2 separate regions of the Homo sapiens genome follow, and region 2 is linked to region 1. A link is a loop called in an ENCODE intact Hi-C map of the cell type or tissue named here. Cell type or tissue: heart right ventricle. All regions are shown on one strand. Each heading gives the region's core, and the rest is flanking DNA. Links, peaks and the distances in the headings are about the cores only.

What was found. A loop is a pair of places that touch in the nucleus more often than their neighbours do. Peaks named below come from ENCODE experiments on the same cell type or tissue, not always from the same donor. Only the 100,000 strongest peaks of a DNase experiment are listed, where the experiment ranks them.
Region 2: a loop joins it to region 1, with 7 times the contacts of the local background. A loop is called at or near these places in 95 of 110 quality-filtered maps.

What each region holds. Positions count from the first base shown.
Region 1 is chr19:12,840,453-12,852,252 of GRCh38, reverse strand. It overlaps MAST1 (microtubule associated serine/threonine kinase 1), which reads right to left. Exons shown (of 26, transcript NM_014975.3): 2 at 11,719-11,800; 3 at 11,187-11,262; 4 at 8,646-8,724; 5 at 4,803-4,963; 6 at 4,566-4,641; 7 at 4,196-4,405; 8 at 218-319; 9 at 6-138. Among named protein-coding and RNA genes, the nearest start is that of MIR6794, 5.9 kb to the left of the region's middle. RefSeq lists enhancers at 1-64, 3,697-4,520, 11,692-11,751, a silencer at 4,390-4,569 and a cis regulatory region at 4,242-4,742. In heart right ventricle, for the core only: CTCF peaks have their summits at 4,283 and 4,485 (motif pointing right); a DNase peak (open chromatin) is centred at 4,482; H3K4me3 peaks cover 852 bases; H3K27me3 peaks cover 1,858 bases.
Region 2 is chr19:12,769,450-12,777,449 of GRCh38, reverse strand. HOOK2 (hook microtubule tethering protein 2) reads left to right here and starts at 1,898. Exons shown (of 23, transcript NM_013312.3): 1 at 1,898-2,045; 2 at 2,553-2,638; 3 at 2,709-2,781; 4 at 4,406-4,456; 5 at 4,538-4,670; 6 at 4,770-4,837; 7 at 5,198-5,260; 8 at 5,973-6,053; 9 at 6,131-6,291; 10 at 6,378-6,518; 11 at 7,368-7,569. The coding sequence starts at 2,001. RefSeq lists silencers at 1,835-2,054, 7,467-7,696, a cis regulatory region at 1,439-2,080 and enhancers at 1,617-2,295, 2,296-2,976, 5,507-6,007, 6,008-6,508. In heart right ventricle, for the core only: CTCF peaks have their summits at 1,721 (motif pointing left) and 3,734; DNase peaks (open chromatin) are centred at 1,759 and 4,858; H3K4me3 peaks cover 1,920 bases; H3K27ac peaks cover 7,122 bases.

The sequences.
Region 1 (11,800 bases), core at 1-8,000:
GGCACCTGGAAAGGGGTCACGGGTGAGGCCCAGCTGGCGGATGATGTAGCGGGGGATGTCCGTCTTCACAAGGTGGCCCTCCTTGGCGTGTCCTTCGGCCGCCTCCAGCAGGTGGTAGAACTCCTCGGGGTTGAATTCCTGAGGCAGGGCAGGAGTGGGCTCACCACAGGCTCCCAGGGTCTACCAACCCACCCCTACCCATGCCCAGCCCCCTCACCAGGCACTCCAGCAGCCTCGCAGGGCGTGAGATGATAATAAGCAACTTCTTCACCAGCTGAGTAACGAAGGCCACCTCCAAGCTCTCAGAGCGTTCATAGGCCTGTGGCAGGGGACACAGAGGGACAGGGCTCATAGGCACTCTGCCTCAGCCCGGCCCCTCTCTCAGCCCCTCAGAGTACATACTGCTGCTACTGTCCCATCTTACAGGTGAGGAGACTGAAGCCCAAGCCACACAGTAAAAATAATGAGGCTGGGCACGGTGGCTCATGCCTGTAATCCCAGCACTTTGGGAGGCTGAGGTGGGTGGATCACTTGAGGTCAAAAGTTTGAAACCAGCCTGGCCAACATGGTGAAACCCCATCTCCACTAAAAACGCAAAATGAGCCAGGCGTGGTGGCAGGTGCCTGTAATCCCAGCTACTTGGGAGGCTGAAGCAGGAGAATCCCTTGAACCTGGGAGGCAGAAGTTGCAGTGAGCCAAGATCACACCACTGCACTCCAGCCTGGGTGACACAGCGAGACTCTGTCTCAAAACAAAAGCAATGACAAACAAACAAACAAACAACAAAACCATAGCGAGACCCTGTCTCTACAAATAATAAAATTAGCCAGGTGTGGTAGTGTGTGCCTGTAGTCCTAGCTACCTGGGAGGCTGAAGTGGGAGAATTACTTGAGCCCAGGGGGCTAAGGCTGCAGTGAGCTGATTATACCACTGCACTCCTGCCTGGGTGACAGAGAGAGAGACCCTGTCTCAAAAAAAAAAAAAGAAAAAAAGAAAAGAAAAAGAGGCCGGGCACAGTGGCTCACGCCTGTAATCCCAGCATTTTGGGAGGCAGAGGAGGGTGAATTACTTGAGGTCAGGGGTTTGAGACCAGCCTGCCCAACATGGCAAAACCCCATCTCTACTGGAAGTACAAAAATTAGCTGGGTATAGTGCCACACACTTGTAATGCCAGCTACTTGGGAGGCTGAGGCAAGAGAATCGCTTGAACCAGGGAGGTGGAGGTTGCAGTGAGCCGAGATCACATCACTACACTCCAGCCTGGGTAGCAGAGTGAGACTGTCTCAAAAAAAAAAAAAAAGAAAAGAAAAAACTAATATCTTATTGCAATACTTGAAAAGCCTAAAATTAATGCCAAAAATCTATCATAAGCCAAAATATCAAAATTTAAGCCAGATGTGGTGGTACATGCCTATAATCCCAGCTACTCAGGAGGCTGAGGCAGGAGGATTGCTTGAGCCCAGGAGTTCAAGACCACCCTGGGCAACATAGAGAGTCCTCCATCTCAAATGAAAAAGAAAAAGAAAAAGAAAATTAAATAAAGACAGAATCCAACAGGCTGTGCCTAGCCATATTGTAACTTGAGCCAAAAAAAAGTATGCACCAACCTATATGTGTTTTAATGTGTCTTTGAAAATGTCTAATGGTTTCAATGAAAATAGTATTATTGATGAGTTTGCTTTCATTAAAACCAGGACAGTAAAATTATAACACATTCTGGCTTGGTTATAAATAAAATATGTAAACTTAAAATAATGTTGGGTTTTCATTTATCTACTTTTCAAGTTTTTCAAAAATTAATTTAATGTTCTGGGGGAAGAAATAATTACTTGCTTTACCCTGGTCCTGGTCTCAGCCCTAATACCTATTGGGTCTTTGTTTGTTTGACTTGTTTTACTGTAGAGACAGGGTCTCGCTATGTTACCCAGGCTGGTCTGCAACTCCTGGGCTCCAGAAAGCCTCCTGTCTCAGCTCCCCAAAGTGCTGGGATTACAGGGGTTAGCTTCTAACGCCTATTGTTTATCTTCTGTCTCTTCCTGCTATTAATAGAATGTCAGCTCTCCAAAGACAAGAATTTTTGTTTTATTTCCAGTTGATTTCCCAGCTTTTAGGCTAGTGCCAGGCCCATAGTAGGTGCTTAATAAATATTGGTGGGGGCCAGGCATGGTGGCTCACACCTGTAATCCCAGCACTTTGGGAGGCAGAGGCAGGTGGATCACCTAAGGTCAGGAGTTAGAGACCAGCCTGGCCAACATGGTGAAACCCTGCCTCGACTAAAAATACAAAAATTAGCCAGGCATGGTGGTGGGTGCCTGTGATCCCAGCTACTCGGGAGGCTGAGGCAGGAGAATGGCTTGAACCTGAGAGGTGGAGGTTGCAGTGAGCCAAAATCGCACCACTGCACTCCAGCCCAGTGGGATAGAGTGAGACTCTGTCTCCAAAAAAAATAAAATAAATAAATAAATAAATATTGGTGGAATTAATGAATGATCAAGTGATCCTCCTGCCTCAGCCTCTCAAGTAGCTGGGACAGCAGGTGTGTGCCACTACACCTAGCTAATTATTTTTATTTTTATTTTTATTTTTTTTGAGACAGAATCTCACTCTGTTGCCCAGGCTGGAGTGCAGTGGCGCAACCTCGGCTCACTGCAACCACTGCCTCCCGGATTCAAGCGATTCTCCTGCTTCAGCCTCCTGAGTAGCTGGGATTACAGGCACGTGCCACCAAGCCCGGCTAACTTTTTTGTATTTTTAGTAAAGACAGAGTTTCACCTTATTGGCCAGGCTGGTTTCAAACTCCTGACCTCGTGATCTGCTCGCCTCAGCCTCCCAAAGTGCTGGGATTAAAGGCGTGAGCAACCTCGCCTGGCTTAAATTTTTTAAATTGTTTTAGAGATGGGGTCCTGCTATGTTGCCCAAGCTGGTCTCAAGCTCCTGACCTCAAGCAATCCTCCCATCTCAGCCTCCTAAGTAGCTAGCTGGGACTACAGGTGCATGCCACTGCAAAGGGACATTCAAGCATCAATTTACCCAACATTTATTGAGTACCTACTGTGTGCTGGGTATTGTTCCAAACAGCAGGGACACAGCAGTGGACAGAACAGACAACTCCACCCCCCCACCCTCACCAACTATGGGGCTGACATTGGAGAAGGATAGACATGAAATAAAATAAGCAAAAATACACAGTATGATGGATGGTGCTGAGTGTCAAGGAGAAACTGAGGAGAAAGTGGGTGATAAATGTGAGTAGAGTTTAATATTTTATTTTATTTCATTTATTTATTTATTTTTGAGACAGAGTTTCACTCTTGTTGCTCAGACTGGAGTGCAATGGTGTGATCTCGGCTCACCGCAACCTCCGACTCCCAGGTTCAAGCGATTCTCCCGCCTCTGCCTCCCAAGTAGTTGGGATTACAGGCGCCCACCACCACGCCCAGCTAATTTTTGTATTTTTAGTAGAGACGGGGTTTCGCCATGTTGGCCAGGCTGGTCTCGAACTCCTGACCTCAGGTGATCCACTTGCCTCAGCCTCCCAGAGTGCTGGGATTACAGGCCTGAGCCACCGCACCCGGCTAAGTTTAATATTTTATTTTATTTTATTTTATTTACTATTATTATTTTTTGAGACGGAGTCTCGCTCTGTCGCCCAGGCTGGAGTACAGCGGCGCAATCTCGGCTCACTGCAAGCTCCGCCTCCCGGGTTTACGCCATTCTCCTGCCTCAGCCTCCCGAGTAGCTGGGACTACAGGCGTCCGCCACCACGCCCGGCTAATTTTGTGTGTGTGTGTGTTTTTAGTAGAGACGGGGTGTCACCGTGTTAGCCAGGATGGTCTCGATCTCTTGACCTCGTGATCCGCCCCCCTCGGCCTCCCAAAGTGCTGGGATTACAGGCCTGAGCCACCGAGCCCGGCCGAGTTTAATATTTTAAATGACTGGGGACCGCCTAAGAAGCCACCTGAAAAGGTGACATTTGAGTAAAGACCTAAGGGAAATGAGCGAGGTGAAATTCCTGCCTCTTCAGTCGGTCAGACCTAGGGAAGGGACCACTTCCACCCCTGAGTCCTCAGCTCCACGCCAGTGCCTGGAACGTGGTAGGAGCTCCCTGAATGTATGTGGGGTGAAGAAAGGGGTGCATTGGGCACAATCTGGCGGTGCTGAGCCTGAGATCAGCCCGGCCTCCGCGTGCACTCACGTCTTGAAGGAGCTTCTCCAGGTTCTCCTGCAATTCATAGAAGTAGACCGTGGTGATGAGGCCGTCACGGGACTTGGTCAGGCAGTCCCGGGCCAGCTCGATGATCTGGTGGTGGATGAAGCTGAGCACGCCATCGGCCAGAGGCAGAACGCTGTCGGGTTCGTAGGCGCGGGTAAAGTCGCGCAGCTTCTCCTCCATCTGCGCAGTGGCCTGCGGGAGGGACGGAGGAGGGGCGCGGGGCTGTGCCCGAAGGCTGCGGCCGCCAGGAGCCTGCGCTGCGCACCGAGGCCGCCAGGGGGCGCGCGGGGATAAGGCGAGCGAGAGTGCAGGCCGCCTGGTCACCCCGTGACCGCCTCGGGTCCCACCTCACCTTCGGGAACCTCTCCTTGTAGACGTGATTCATCATCACGATCTCGTTGTCGTAGGAGGAGGGGGAGCGCCCGGGGCTGCGGGGAGAGAAGCCCATTTTGTCGAGTCCTCTGCCTCCAAGCCCGCAGAGAGCCCCCGCCCCAAGATGTAACCCTTTTATTCGCGGGGACAGGGGTCTCTCTAAGCACAAGTCCTAAGACCACTAGCTTGGTACGAAGGAGGAGGGATGCCTGCCCACCTGAGGCTCCGTGAGCGGGGCCGCACGGCTGGGGAGCGACGGCCACCATCCTCGTCTGTGATGCTCTCGGTGCTCCCGAAGTGTTTGGAGAGGAAGTGGAGCTCGTCCACCGTGGGCTGGTAGGGCAGCTGGTGAAGGCGCTCCTGGGAGGAGCAGGAGGACTGGGGACAGGGGCAGGGCCGGGGTCAGAGCCACCATGGGCCCCCCAACAGCTCAGGACCCTGAGCTGGGACTCCCAAAGCCGATGGGGTCACTGGGCAAGGCCAGGATCAGGACCTGATTTACGATCCTTGGATCCTAGGATCTTGGCTGGGACTCTTGGCCACAGACAGGTGGACAGGGACAGACAGGGGTGGAGACAGTGAGTCTGTTAAAGCTTGGGTCAAGTCATGAGCCTCCTCTGTTCAGAACCCTTGGTGGCTCCCACCTTACTCAGGGTGAACACCCAAGTCCTTCCCCAGTTATACAAGGTCCTGCCTCATCCTGCCCTGGGTCCCTGCCGTGGATTTTTCTCACTCTCCTGCTTACTTCCTCTGCTCCAGCTACAGTGGCCTTCTTTTTTTTTTTTTTTTTTTTTTTTGAGATGGAGTTTCGTTCTTGTTGCCTAGTTTGGAGTGTGATCTCAGCTCACTGCAACCTCCGCCTCCCGCGTTCAAGCGATTCTCCTGACTCAGCCTCCTAAGTAGCTGGGATTACAGGTGCCTGTCACCACGCCTGGCTAATTTTTTGTATTTTTAGTAGAGACAGTGTTTTACCATGTTGGCCAGGCTGGTCTTGAACTCCTGACATCAGGTGATCCACCTGCCTCTGCCTCCCAAAGTGCTGAGATTACAGGCACAAGCCACCGCACCCAGCCTAGTGGCCTCCTTGATGGTCCTTGGACAAGCCAGGCAAGCTCCTTCCTCAGGGCCTTTGCATTAGCTATTCTTTCTGCTTGGAACACATCTACTATGGATCCCTCCTTCTCATCCTTCAAATTTTTGCTTCAATGTCACCCCTCGGGAAGACCTCCTCTGAATACACACCCATTATTCCCTATCCCTACTCTATCTTGTTTCCTCTTGCTTTATTATCATTATTATTTTAGAGAAGGGTCTCCACTGAATATGGTGACTCACACCTGTAATCTCAGCACTTTGGGAGGCGAAGGCGGGAGGATCATTTGAGCCCAGGAGTTTGAGACCAGCCTGGGCAACATAGTGAAACTGTGTCTCTATTTATTAAAATTATTTAAAGTTAAAAAGAGAGAGAGACACGGTCTCCTTGTGTCACCCAGGCTAGAGGGATGTAGTACAATCATGGCTCACGGAAGCCTTGAACTCCTGGGCTAAAGTAATCTTCCCCCCTCTGCCTTCTGTGTAGCTGGGACTACACCATGCTTGGCTAATTCTTTTTTGCAGAGACAGGGTCTCTCTATGTTGCCCAGGCTGGCTTCCAACTCCTGGCTTCAAGCAATACTCCCACTTTGGCCTCTCAAAGTTCTGGGACTGAGGGCAGGGCTCGGTGGCTCACGCCTGTAATCCCAGCACTTTGGGAGGCTGAGGCGGGCAGAAAAACTGAGGTCAGGAGTTCTAGACCAGCCTGGCCAACAGGGTGAAACCCCGTCTCTACTAAAAATATAAAAAAATTAGCCAGGCATGGTGGTGGGCACCTGTAATCCCAGCTACTCGGGAGGCTGAGGCAGGAGAATTGCTTGAACCCAGGAGATGGAGGTTGCAGTGAGCCGGCACGGTGCCATTGCACTCCAGGCCTGGGCGACAGAGTGAGACTCCATCTCAAAAAAAAAAAAAAAAAAAAATTGCTGGGTCACAGGCATGAGCCACTATGCCTGGCTCTCCTCTTGCTTTATTTTATTTTTTTTTATTTCGAGACAGGGTGTTTCTCTCTCCCCCAGGCTGGAGTGCAGTGGCTCGACCTCCACTCACTGCAACCCCCACCTCCTGGGCTCGAGCAATCTTTCCATCTCAGCCTCCTGAGTAGCTGGGACTTCAGGCACAAGCCATCACACCTGGCTAATTTTTTTTTTTTTTTTTTTTTTTGTAGAAACAGGGTTTCATCACGTTGCTCAGGTTGGTCTCAAACTCCTGGGCTCAAGCAATCCTCCCACCTCAACCTCCCGTAGTGTTGGGAATACAGGTGTGAGCCACCATGCCTGGTCATATAGCTTTCACCCAGGCTGGAGTGCAGTGGTGCAGTCTTGGCTCACTGCAACCTCCAGTTCTCAGGTTCAAGCAATTCTCCCTGCCTCAGCCTCCTGAGTAGCTGGGATTACAGGCATCCATGACCACGCCTGGCTCATTTTTGTATTTTTACTAGAGACAGGGTTTCACCATGTTGGCCAGGCTGGTCTCGAACTCCTGACCTCAAATGATCCACCCGCTTCAGCCTCCCAAAATGCTAGGATTATAGGCATGAGCCACCGCGCCCGGCCAGAATGATATTTTTAAACATCACATTGCTCACTCCTCTGGTTAAAATTCCCCACCCCATCCATCTCTTTTATTTTTTTAATTAGTGTGCATTATCTATAGCCTACATAATCACAATTTCAAATGGTTCAAACTGAAATTTTAGTACAATTTAATATAAAGAAATAAAACCATTCCATGGCTTCCCCACTGGATTTAGAATAAAATCTCCCTTGCTGCCCTGGCTGACAAGGTTCCAGCCTGATCAAGGTCACTGCCTGCATCATCTCTATTCCTCCCCCGCATCCCAAATTTTCAGCCCCACAAAGCTACTTTCAACTTTTCAAATGCTGCAAGTTCTGTGGCCTCTAGAGGTTTGCACATGCTCTTCCCCTTCCTGGAACACTCTTCTCCCTTCTCTTCCATCTGCCAAACTCCTGCTGGTCTGTTGTCTTGGTTTCAATGTCACCTCCTCCAGGAAGCCTTCCTTGACAACCCCCCAATCTGAGTCACATGCCTCTCCCCTATCACCTCACCTTGTGCTACTTGCATCAAAGTTCTGACCATTCTATTTTGTGAATGCCTTCTTACTGGCTTGTCTTCCCCCATGAGGGCTGCGTGAATATTTACACTCTGGCCCAGCTTGCAGAACCCGCCTACCACATGACAATCTCATGACAAATGTCTGCTGAACATCATGCCAATGGCTGGATAAGGGAACTATGGGCATGGATAGAAAAGGGAGCAGATGAAGGGACTTTGGGTGTTCCAAGGGGTGAGCAAGTGGGCTCTGGGTGAAAGCTGTGGCCTGGCCCAGCCCAGCTGCTGATATCAGAGTAAATGGCTTAACTCACAGAGCCTTATGTCACCAGCTGTAAATGAGTGAGTCAGAAATGAGTAGGAAGGACCCTCCCAGAAATGTGTTGAGGGCAGAGCATTGGGCTCTGAGTGGGGCGGACCCATAACTCTTTAATAGATGGACAAGTGAACACCTTTGAAGAATGGGGAAACCCAAACTGTCTTTTTTTGCTTTTTTCTTTTGAGACAGGGTCTCACTCTGTCATCCAGACTGGAATGCTGCAGTGCGATCTCAGCTCAACTGTAGCCTATACCTCCCAGACTCCAGCGATCCTCCCGTCTCAGCCTCCCAAATAGTGGGGACCACAGGTGTGCACCACCACGCCCAGATAATTTTTAATTTTTTGTAGGGACAAGGGTCTCCCTATGTTGCCCAGACTGGTCTTGAACTCCTAGGCTCAAGCAATCCTTCTGTCTTGGCCTCCCAAAGTACTGGGATTACAGGCTTGAGTCACTGAGCCTGGCCCTAAACTGTCATCAAGCCCAGCCTGGACTGCTGGCCTGGGTGTGGGTCTTCAGGCTGGAGGGCCCCTGAATTCCTTACCCACCGGCCCACCCACCTACTTTCCACACTCACCGAGACGGTGGAACTGGGCGTGTTGGTGCCATAGCCAGATGAAGGGAGCGAGGCCAGAGACCACCGGCGTCCGTCCGCCCTGGAACCCAGCCAAGGTGCTCAGAGGCCACAAGGCCCCAGCGGTCCCCCAACTCCTCAGGGTGTGGGTGAAGCCACTGGCCAGGGCCAGGGTGGGGGTTGGGGGAATATATCTGCACTCTAAGATTCCTCAAGGCCCTCAGAATCAAGGGGATAAAGAGGGACTCTTCCAGGCAGGCACCGGGAATTGGAGGGAGGATCCGTCTCCACTCTCCTCCCCACGGTCCCCTCTCTTATCATTCAGAGTGGACACCGAGAACTGGAAAAGCCCCCACCCAGTGAAGCCTTTCCAGAGAGATTCTAGAAATTTCCCCCAAGTGAACACTCTCCATGAGAAAGCTCTGAGGGAGACCCTTGGATCTTCTCAGAGAAAAAAGACCCGTCCCACCCCCCAACATGTTCTGACATAGAATATTGTGTCCTTATGCTCTCGTGCACACAGACACAGTCACTGTTGCAGCCAAATCCATTAATGTTGGTGTGACTATCAGGTCAGGCTCACATACTGGCAGTGCACACATTTACACTTCACACACACGAAGACACACACTCACACATGACTCCTCAACACAGACACCCACACGTATTGACTATCCCATCCATGGACCCAAATATCACACTCTCACACACTAATGCACAATCACGCGTGCAAGACCAGACATGCACTCACCTATAGACACATGTGCTTCCACTCAGTACTCACACTCGGACACACAGACTCACCCAAACATACTCCACACTTCCACATTCACACAGATGCACGTTCCAGACACCCACGCTCACTACCACACATTGAAACTTGCACACAGCGACACACTCATTCACACTCGCACGCAGATGCACACACACAGGGACACACATCGGCGCGTGCTCATGTGAGTGCACAACACACATTAGCATGTGCATGTGTAAGCGTGTGGCTGTGAGACAGTAAACTGGACGGGCGCGGTGGCTCATGCCTGTAATCCTAGCATTTTGGGAGGCCGAGGCGGGTGGATCACCTGAGGTCAGAAGTTCGAGACCAGCATGACCAACCTGGTGAAACCCCATCTCTACTAAAAATACAAAAATTAGCCGGGCGTGGTGGCAGGCGCCTGTAATCCCAGCTACTTGGGAAGCTGAGGCAGGAGAATCGCTTGAACCCAGAAGGCGGAAATTGCAGTGAGCCGAGATCCCGCCATTGCACTCCAGCCTGGGCAACAGAGCGAGACTCTGTCTCAAGAAAAGAAAAAAAAAAGAGAGAGAGAGAGAGAGACAGTAAACACTGTGACTCTGTGTTTACTATCTCACAGCCACACACTCACACACGCTTACACCCACACACAGATTGCACGCTCACCTGGAGACATACCTGACTTGCTCCTCTCACATATTCACAGACACTTACAATCCTACAGACACATGTTCACACGTTCACATTCGCAGACTCGTGCCATTGCATAGGCACGTAATCCCTCACACAGTGACAATCACACACACACACCAGCACACTTTGCACAGTTACAAGGACACACACACACCCCATTTATTGGACTCCTCCCTTCCTTCTTCCTCCCAGCAGTCCCCTCGCTCAGTCCTCCCCGCTTGCGGATAAACATGTGAGACCCTATCCCAGAGCCTTGTCCTGGCTCTCTATTGCCCTCAGCTAAATTCCATGGTCAATAGGCGGTTCCCCCACTTTCCCAAGGGAGCTGTCTGTCTTCACAGTCTCCTTTGACTCTCACAACACAGCCTTCATCAGCCTTTGCACTGATCCCCATTCTCTGGCCTGCCTGCCCTATTCGACTCAGAGGGTAGAGACAGGACGTCATTGACCCCATACGCCCAGCTCCTAAGAACATAGCAGGTGTTTAGACACCATTTTTAGAATGAATAGAGTTCAAAGAAAAAGAGACAGGCCCAAACTCCCAGAAACGTTTCTCCAGAAAACATCAGAGAAACCTCTCTGCCTCCCCCAGTTTCACCAAAGGCCCATAGAAAATTCATTTAAGGACACCCCAGAAACCCTAAGAGACCCTTGGAAAGAAACCTGAGATTCCTCCCCTTGAGAAACAGCCCTAGTCGTCCTCCCCCACCTCGGGGACCAAGAGTCCCTCGATAGGCATCGCGCAATCTGCGCTTGCGCACGTCATCTTGGCTGCCCCGTCCTGTTGCTATGGAAACACCTGGCCAGGAGAGCAAGGCTCGGAGAGACTAAGACCCCGCGCCCAGGGCGCACGCGCTTTCGACCTGCCGCAAAGGGAGCCCCACCGCCTTCCCCGTTCCAGATCGGCGATTGGACCCCGCCTTCTTATAGGCCCCGCCCCGAAGGCTAGGCGCTCCTTCCCGCTGAGACCTTGGGGCACTCGCTGGTCCCCTCAGGCCCCAGCTCGGGTGCAATTAGGAGGAGAACAGATGGCGGCCCAGACAGTGGTTGGGGAGGGTCTGCCCAGGGTTCTGGGGCCCTGGAGGGGAGGGACTCACCTTCGGGAGGAGGCAAACGAGAAGTGGGCGGGGGTGTTGGGGGAGAAGTTTCGGGGGCTGTCCAGGGGACTGCTGCCTATGAGAGAAAGAGGGGGCAAATCCTGTCAGGTCTCTCGTTCCCTAAAGCGGCGTGCAAACAGCAGCATGTCCTGTCTTTAGTCTAGTCCCGCCTATTATGGGGAGACCACGCCCCTTCGCCTGTGGCCCCGCCTCTCTAAATTTTTTCGTTGCCGAGTCAGCCTGGCCCCTTCCAAGACGATTCTGGCTTCATCTGGGATGGCCCCGCCCCTCAGGTACGACTCCTCCTTTCTGTCCGTCCCACCTGAGTCTCCGCCCACCTGAGTCTCCGCCCCCCAATGACCGTCCCTCTGCGACTGACCACACCCACACAAGCATGGCCCCGCCCCTTATCCAAACTGGTTCGCCTCCATTCAAACTGCGCCCCTTCTGTAGCATGACCACGCTTCCTCGCCTGAGGCCCCGCCTACTGTAGGCCAGTCTGCACCCACCAAGTCTCTACCACTGGCCTCACCTAGGTGACCTGGCAGCGGGGAGTGGGGTCTCGGTAGCGTGGGTGAAGTGCTGGTCAGGATGAGGCTTTTCCGATTACTGGT
Region 2 (8,000 bases), core at 1-8,000, 75 kb after region 1:
GGAGTGCAGTGGCGCGACCACGGCTCACTGCAGCGTTGACCTCCCGGACTCAAGCGATCCTCCCACCTCAGCCTCTGGAGTAGCTGGGAATAGGCGCGTGCCACCACGCCCAGCTACTTTTATTTTTTATTTTATTTTTGTAGAGACGGAGTCTCGCTGTGTTGCCAGGGCTGTTCTCGAACTCCTGGGTTCAAGCAGTCCTCCCTCCTCGACCTCCCAAAGTGCTGGGATTACAGATGTGAACCATCGCGCCAGGCATTTTATTTTATTTTATTTTATTTTATTTATTTTTTTTGAGACAGTCTCACTCTGTCGCCCAGGCTGGAGTGCAGTGGCGCGATCTCGGCTCACTGCAACCTCCGCCTCTTGGGTTCAAGCTATTCTCCTGCCTCAACCTCCCGAGTAGCTGGGACTACAGGCGCGTGCCACCATGCCCGGCTAATTTTTTGTATTTTTAGTAGAGAAGGGGTTTCACCGTGTTAGCCAGGATGGTCTCGATCTCCTGACCTCGTGATCCGCCTGCCTAGGCCTCCCAAAGTGCTGGGATACAGACGTGAGCCGCCGCGCCCGGCCCTATTTTTAAATTTTTACTGTTTTTTTTTGAGACAGAGTCTTGCTCTGTCACCCAGACTGGAGTGTAGTGGCCCTATCACGGCTCACTGCAGTCTCGACCTCCTGGGCTCAAGCTATCCTCCCACCTCAGCCTCTGTAGAGCTAGGAGCTAGGACCACAGAAACACGCCAACATGTCTGGCTAATTTTTTTTTTTTTTTTTTTGAGGAGTCTTGCACTGTTGCCCCCTGGAGTGCAGTGGTACGATCTCGGCTGACTGCAACCTCCGCCTCCAGGGTTCAAGCGATTCTCCTGCCTCAGCCTCCCGAGTAGCTGAAATCAGGCGTGCGCCACCACGCCCAGCTAATTTTTAGTATTTTTAGTAGAGACGGGGTTTCACCATGTTGGCCAGGCTGGTCTCGAACACCTGACCTCGTGATCCGCCCGCCTCGGCCTCCCAAAGTGCTGGGATTACAGGCGTGAGCCACCGCTACCTGGGTAATTTTTAAATTTTTTGAAGAGAGGCTGGTCTCCAACTTCTATCCAAATTAATTCTCCCTCCTAGGCCTCCCAAAATACTGGGATTACAGTCGAGAGCCACCGCGTCCGGCGGGAAAACCCCTTTAGCATCCCCTCTCCCAGTCCATAGAAAGTGCCAGGGCTCGCCCCTCCCCGCACAACGGCTCCGATTATAAAGTGGTTAGACACAAGAATTTACTTAAGGCCGGGCGCGGTGGCTCACGCCTGTAATCCCAGCACTTTGGGAGGCCGAGGCGGGCGGATCACGAGGTCAGGAGATCGAGACCATCCTGGCTAACACGGTGAAACCCCGTCTCTACTAAAAATACAAAAAATTAGCCGGGCGAGGTGGCGGGCGCCTGTAGTCCCAGCTACTCGGGAGGCTGAGGCAGGAGAATGGCGTGAACCCCAGGGGGCGGAGCCTGCAGTGAGCCGAGATTGCGCCACTGCACTCCAGCCTGGGCGACAGCGAGACTCCGTCTCAAAAAAAAAAAAAAAAAAAAAAAGAATTTACTTAAGTTGCAGGGAAAAGACGTGAATGCGCTTGTGTAACAGGGTGGAGCACCTCCGTCTCAAAAGGATCTTGAGGACCTCCCACCCCAAAAAGGGCCAGGGCGAGGATGGGAGGTGGGACCACCCTCGGATGCACAAGGCTGGGCCAGGCTGACCCCTAGCGGCAGGGCGGGCGCCCGAACGGTGCCCGGATCCAAGATGGCGGGGCTGGAGGCAAGAGCGGGCGTAGGGAGGAGATTACGTTCCGAGGCGGAGCCTGGGCTTGGGGGCGGGGCGGGGCCTGCGCCTAGGGGGGCGGGGCGGGGCGGCGCTCTAGGCCGAGCGGGAGGTCGGGGCTGCGGGCGCTCGCTGGTGGCGGACCCGGAGGCTGCTGCGGCGCCGGGGCTCCGTGGCCTGGATTGAATCCGATCGGGAGCCATGAGCGTGGACAAAGCTGAGCTATGCGGGTCTCTGCTCACCTGGGTAGGTCGTGGGGCGGGGCTAGGGGAAGGTGAGCGCCCGCTCCTCTTGCCCGGGATCCCTGGCCCTGGTTCGGTCAGTCTCTTGGTGCTGGGGCTGGGAGGTGCGGGGTCGTCGACTTGCTGGACCGTTGGACTCTGGCCCGAGCACCCGCCCCCGTCACGTGGCAAGTCTGCGTGGAAAGGACAGGTGAGGCCCCGCCCCTCTGTGGTTGGTTCACGTGGGGCGAGGACACAGGTGAATTGGCCTGGTCACGTGGTGCCTGTGGGGCCCAGGTGACTCGCGATACCACCCTGGCCTGGACGCGCAGGGTTTGTTGGGCAGAGGTGAGGTGAGGCCACGCCCCCTCCGGTCTCAGGTGAGCAGAAGCCAGTCCCTCGCAGAGCTGCTGTGGCGGAGCAGCGCCCGCCCCACCATGTGAGGTTCGCTGACTGGAAAAGTCTGCAAAAGGGGAGCGGTTCGGCGCTCCCAGGCCCTAACTCTTTCCTTGTCCTTTCCTTTACCCCTCAGTTACAGACGTTCCACGTTCCGTCTCCCTGTGCCAGCCCTCAGGACCTGAGCAGCGGCCTTGCCGTAGCCTATGTGCTGAACCAGATGTGAGTGGAGCTGAAGGGGAGGATCCCAAAAGTGTCCCCCAGTCTGCTCATCCCACCTTCTCGCCCCCAGAGACCCCTCCTGGTTCAACGAGGCATGGCTCCAGGGCATCTCGGAAGATCCAGGTCCCAACTGGAAGCTGAAGGTGACAAGTGGACTCCTGATTAGAGGACAGACTGGTGAAGAGATGACCAGGGACGGGCCAGCTAGGCACATGTCCTGGGTGATGGGCAGGAAGAGGGACAGATGTCTGGTGATCAACCATTTGTTCATCCATTCATCTATGGAGTACTCACCCTGTGCCAGGCCTGGGCATTCAGCAAGGAATAACACAGACAAAAACCTGCCCCACACAGCCATCATTCTAGTGACAAGCAACACATACACAACCATAAAAATTAACTTCCAGGCTGGGCGCAGTGGCTCATGCCTGTAATCCCAACACTTTGAGAGGCTAAAGTGGGTGGATCACCTGGGGCCAGGAGTTCAAGACCAGCCTGGCCAACAAGTTGAAACCCCATCTCTACTAAAAATACAAAAATTAGCTGGGTGGGGTGGTGTGCACCTGTAATCCCAGTTACTTGGGAGGCTGAGACATGAGAATCACTTGAACCTGGGAGGTGGAGGATGCAGTGAGCTGAGATTGAGCCATTGCACTCCAGCCTGGGCAACAGAGCGAGACTCTTGTCTCAAGAAGAAGAAAAAAAGAAAAAGAAAAAGAAAAAGAAAAAACTTTTGATGCCAGTAGTTCTGTGAAGACAACAAAAAAGCAGGGCTTTGAGAGAGAGCAATGAGGGCATAGGTGGCTGATTACATCAGATGGGTTAATCTCCAAGTGAAATTTGGGGGAACGGTGTTCCAGGCATAGGGAATAGCAGATGTAAAGGCCGTGATTTGGGAATAAACTTGGTGTGATGGAGGAATGGCAGAGAGGGCAGAACAGAGCAAGAGGGCAAGATTTGTAGGAGATGAGGTCATCAGGGGCCTGGCAGGCCATGGTGGGGGTGTGGATTCTATTTTTAAGTGCTGTGGAAAGTCAAGGCAGGGTTTTAGCAGAGCAAAGATGCAACCTGGCTTGGGCTTTATAAAGCTCCCCCTGGCTGCATGGAGAGAAATAAAATGTAGGCAGCAAAAGTGGAAGAGGAGAGGCAGCTGGTGCACTAATCCAGGTGAGAGGTAAAGATGGATGGGTAGGGCTGAAGGATGGTGGGGCAGGTGGTGAGAAGTGACTTGGTTCTGGAGACATATGAAGGAAGATGGTCAGGCAGGCCGGGCACAGTGGCTCATGCCTGTAATCCCAGCAATTTTAGAGGCTGAGGTGGGAGGATTGCTTGAGCTCAGGAGCTTGAGACCAGCCTGGGCTACATAGCAAAACCTCCTCTCTACAAATAAAAAAAAGTAGTCGATTGTGGTGGCATATGCCTGTAGTCCCAGCTACTGGGAGGCAGAGATAGGAGGATTGCTTGACCCCAGGAGGTCGAGGCTGCAGTGAGCCAAGATTGCACCACTGCACTCCAGCCTGGGTGACAGAGCCAGACCCTGTCTTAAAAAGCTAAAGCAAAAAAAAAAAAAAAAAAAAAAAGAAACAAAGATGGTCAGGCAGACAAAAGGGGCAGACAGCCAGACAGGTCACCCCTAGAGGAAGGCGCACGCAGACAGAATAGGATGAGATGAGCAGGGAAGGAGAAGTGAGGTGGAGAGAGGATGGGACCTACAGATTCAGAGTGGGAGGCCTCTGAACTTGTCCACAGTTCCTTGTTCCTCCCTAGGTCAGCAATCTGAAGATGGTCTTACGGAGCCTAGTAGAGTACTCCCAGGATGTGAGTAACTGTAAAGGGATTCAGGGGGTTGAGTTGGGAGAAGGGTGGGCCCATGAGCCCCTGACACCCCCTTCTCCCCAGGTCCTGGCGCATCCTGTGTCAGAAGAGCATCTCCCAGATGTGAGCCTCATTGGAGAGTTCTCAGACCCGGCAGAGCTCGGCAAGCTGCTTCAGCTGGTGCTGGGCTGTGCCATCAGTTGCGAGAAAAAGCAGGGTATGGGGAGCTTAGGGGGTCCCCAGGGCTGGCCTGAGGAAATCCTCCTTCCTCCCCACCTCACCCCTGGGTCTCAGCCTCCCCCACCTTGATCCCCAGACCACATCCAGAGAATCATGACGCTGGAAGAATCGGTTCAGCATGTGGTGATGGAAGCCATCCAAGAGGTGGGTGGGGGCACTCAGTGTGCAATTGGAAAATGTCAGGAGAGGGGACATCTCTAGGGCAGAGAGAACTGGGCACAGGTCCTGCCCTGGTAAGGTCTGGACTCTGCCTGGAACTCAGCTGGCCAGACATCTCTGTCTCATGTGTCTGCCAGCTCCTCCCAGCTCTAAGTCGCAATCTAGCAGGCTCAAGGGATCTGGCTTCCCTCTGTGTTGGAGGCAGGAGGGCAGCCTCTGGGCTGGGGTTATTGGGCAGAACTGGCCTTGACGGGAGGATGGAGAGGTTCTCAGGTTGGATAGTAGATACTTTGAAGGCTGGCCTCAGATATCCAGTTCATTACAATGCCCCTTCCCACTCCTCAGCTCATGACCAAAGACACTCCTGACTCCCTGTCACCAGAGACGTATGGCAACTTTGACAGCCAGGTAAGAGATTTGGGGGAAAGGTGTTCCAGGCACAGGGATCAGCAAATCCAAAGGCCGGGAGTTGGGGATAAGTTTGCTGTGATTAACCTTGTGACTTAACCTTGTTAAAGGTCCAGACCCCACTTACAGATGCTCAGGGTAGCCTAAGGGGGAGGGGCTTGTCCTTAAGCCTGTAAGCCACGCCCATCTTCCAGGGTGCTAGCCACTTCCTGTACCAGGTCTCCAGTGTTCTGGAATCGCTCTTCCTTCAGTCTCCAACCCCAGCCCTGTTTTCTTTTCTTTTCTTTTTCTTTTTTTTTTTTTTTTTTGAGATGGAGTCTCACTCTGTCACCCAGGCTGGAGTGCAGTGGCACGATCTCGGCTCACTGCAACCTCCGCCTCCCGGGTTCAAGCGATTCTCCTGCCTCAGCCTCCCGAGTAGCCAGGACTACAGGCACACGCCACCACACCCGGCTAATTTTTGTGTTTTTAGTAGAGAAGGGGTTCGCCACGTTGGGCAGGCTGGTCTGGAACTCCTGATCTCAGGTAACCCACCCGCCTCAGCCTCCCAAAGTGCTGGGATTATAGGCGCGAGCCACTGCACCCGGCGCCAGCCCTCTTTTCAATCCTGAGGGTTTCTTGGCCCCCTCCATTTGGCCTCTAGAGATCTCAGCCTCCCTCCCCCCGTCCTTCTCCTGAATCCCTGAGTTCCTCTTCCCCCTCATCTCTGCAGTCCCGCAGGTACTATTTCCTAAGTGAGGAGGCTGAGGAGGGGGACGAATTACAGCAGCGCTGTCTGGATCTGGAGCGGCAGGTAGGGCCCTAGGTGGGGCAGGGTCACTTGAGTAGCCCCTCTCCAAGCCCAAGCTCATCTTTCTGCCCTGCCCGCAGCTGATGCTCCTGTCAGAGGAGAAGCAGAGCCTGGCGCAAGAGAATGCAGGGCTGCGGGAGCGGATGGGCCGGCCTGAAGGCGAGGGTACCCCAGGTCTCACTGCCAAGAAGCTGCTGCTGCTGCAATCCCAGCTGGAGCAGTTGCAGGAGGAGAACTTCAGGTGTGGTCAGCTGGGGACTGGGCCAGGCAAGCCAGGGGACCGGGGGAGGGCAGCCCCCTCATGTGCTCTTCCCCCAACACCCCCAGGCTGGAGAGTGGCAGGGAGGATGAGCGCCTGCGCTGTGCCGAGCTGGAGAGGGAGGTTGCGGAGCTGCAGCACCGGAACCAGGCGCTGACTAGCCTGGCCCAGGAGGCACAGGCCCTGAAGGATGAGATGGATGAACTACGGTGAGTGGTGGGTTCCTGGGTCCCCATCACGGGGGGCGGGGGGTAAACCTGTTTCCAGAGTTCCCCTCTGATGCCATAGCAGCTCTGTAATTTTCATGTGCCCAGTGAACCCCCAATATGCCCCCTGGACTCCACAGTGCCACCCTGAGCCCTACAGAACGCCCAAGGCCACATTGCACTATCCTGAATTCCACCATATCCCCTGGACCCCACACTGCCCCCCCCTTATCCCACAGTATGCTTCCAAGACCCCATAGCATCCCTGTGGCCCCCCAAAACACAAGAACCTCCCCTACAATGCTCTGCAGATCCCACTGCACAGTTTGGGCTTCATAATGCCCCTGGATCCCATGGTACCTTCTAGGACTCCACAATGCAATTACTTTGCACCCCCTTTTGACTCTACTGTGCCTTCTGTAACCACAAAGGGCTCCACTGGGCCCCTATAGCATCTCTGTAATGCGAAGGTACTAGTGCACCCCCCAATTGCACTTCTAAGGACCCCGCAGTCCTCTTGTCCCATACCTCCCCCAATGACTCCAAGGTATCCTTGGCAGATGCTCAGACCTCTCTAGGCTCCCCATCACTCCCCCTATAACCCCACCCTCTGTGTCCCCACAATTCCACCCCAGGGGATACCTGATTATAACCCTGGGCTAACCATTGCTGTAATGACTCTCAACAGCTCCAGGCCCTGATTGACCCCTAACCCTCAACTTTCATGACCCCTTCACCTTGAACCCAAAAGCCTCAGGCTGAACAACACCCTGTGCTCCAAGGGCCACTCCACATCCCAGCTGACCCCTGATCAGAGCTCTCAGCCCTCCCCCTTCCCTCCCACTCCCCTAGGCAGTCTTCGGAGCGTGCTGGGCAGCTGGAGGCCACGCTGACCAGTTGCCGGCGCCGCTTGGGCGAGCTGAGGGAGCTGCGGCGGCAGGTGCGGCAGCTGGAGGAACGCAACGCCGGCCACGCCGAGCGCACGCGACAACTGGAGGATGAGCTACGCCGAGCGGGCTCCCTGCGCGCCCAGCTGGAGGCGCAGCGGCGGCAGGTGCGGCGGGGGCGGGGTTAGGGCCGGGGCCCCGCCCCTGGCAGCAAGTCTCTCACCGTTGGCCAGCCCTCCGCCCACCCCTGATCCCCTCCCTTATTTGTACGTAGGCCACGCTCTCCGGGCCTCTTCCCTCCACCCACGCTGCTCTTCTGTCTGGGTTAGTAAGCCCAGCCTTTCCCTTCCCTTAAGTACCGCTCCTCTAAATTCTTTGATGCCCGCCGCTTCACCATGCTGCTTGATTTCCTTGGGGCTACCTAACCATGTAACAAAACTCGTGGTAAATTGAAAATATCCTAAAATGCATAAAGGCCAGGCCTGGTATCCCAGCGCTTTGGGAGGCTGAGCCGGGAGGATCACTTGAGCCCAGGATTTCGAGGTTGTAGTGAGCTGTGGCTGCATCACTGCATTCCAGCCTGGGTGACAGGGTGAGA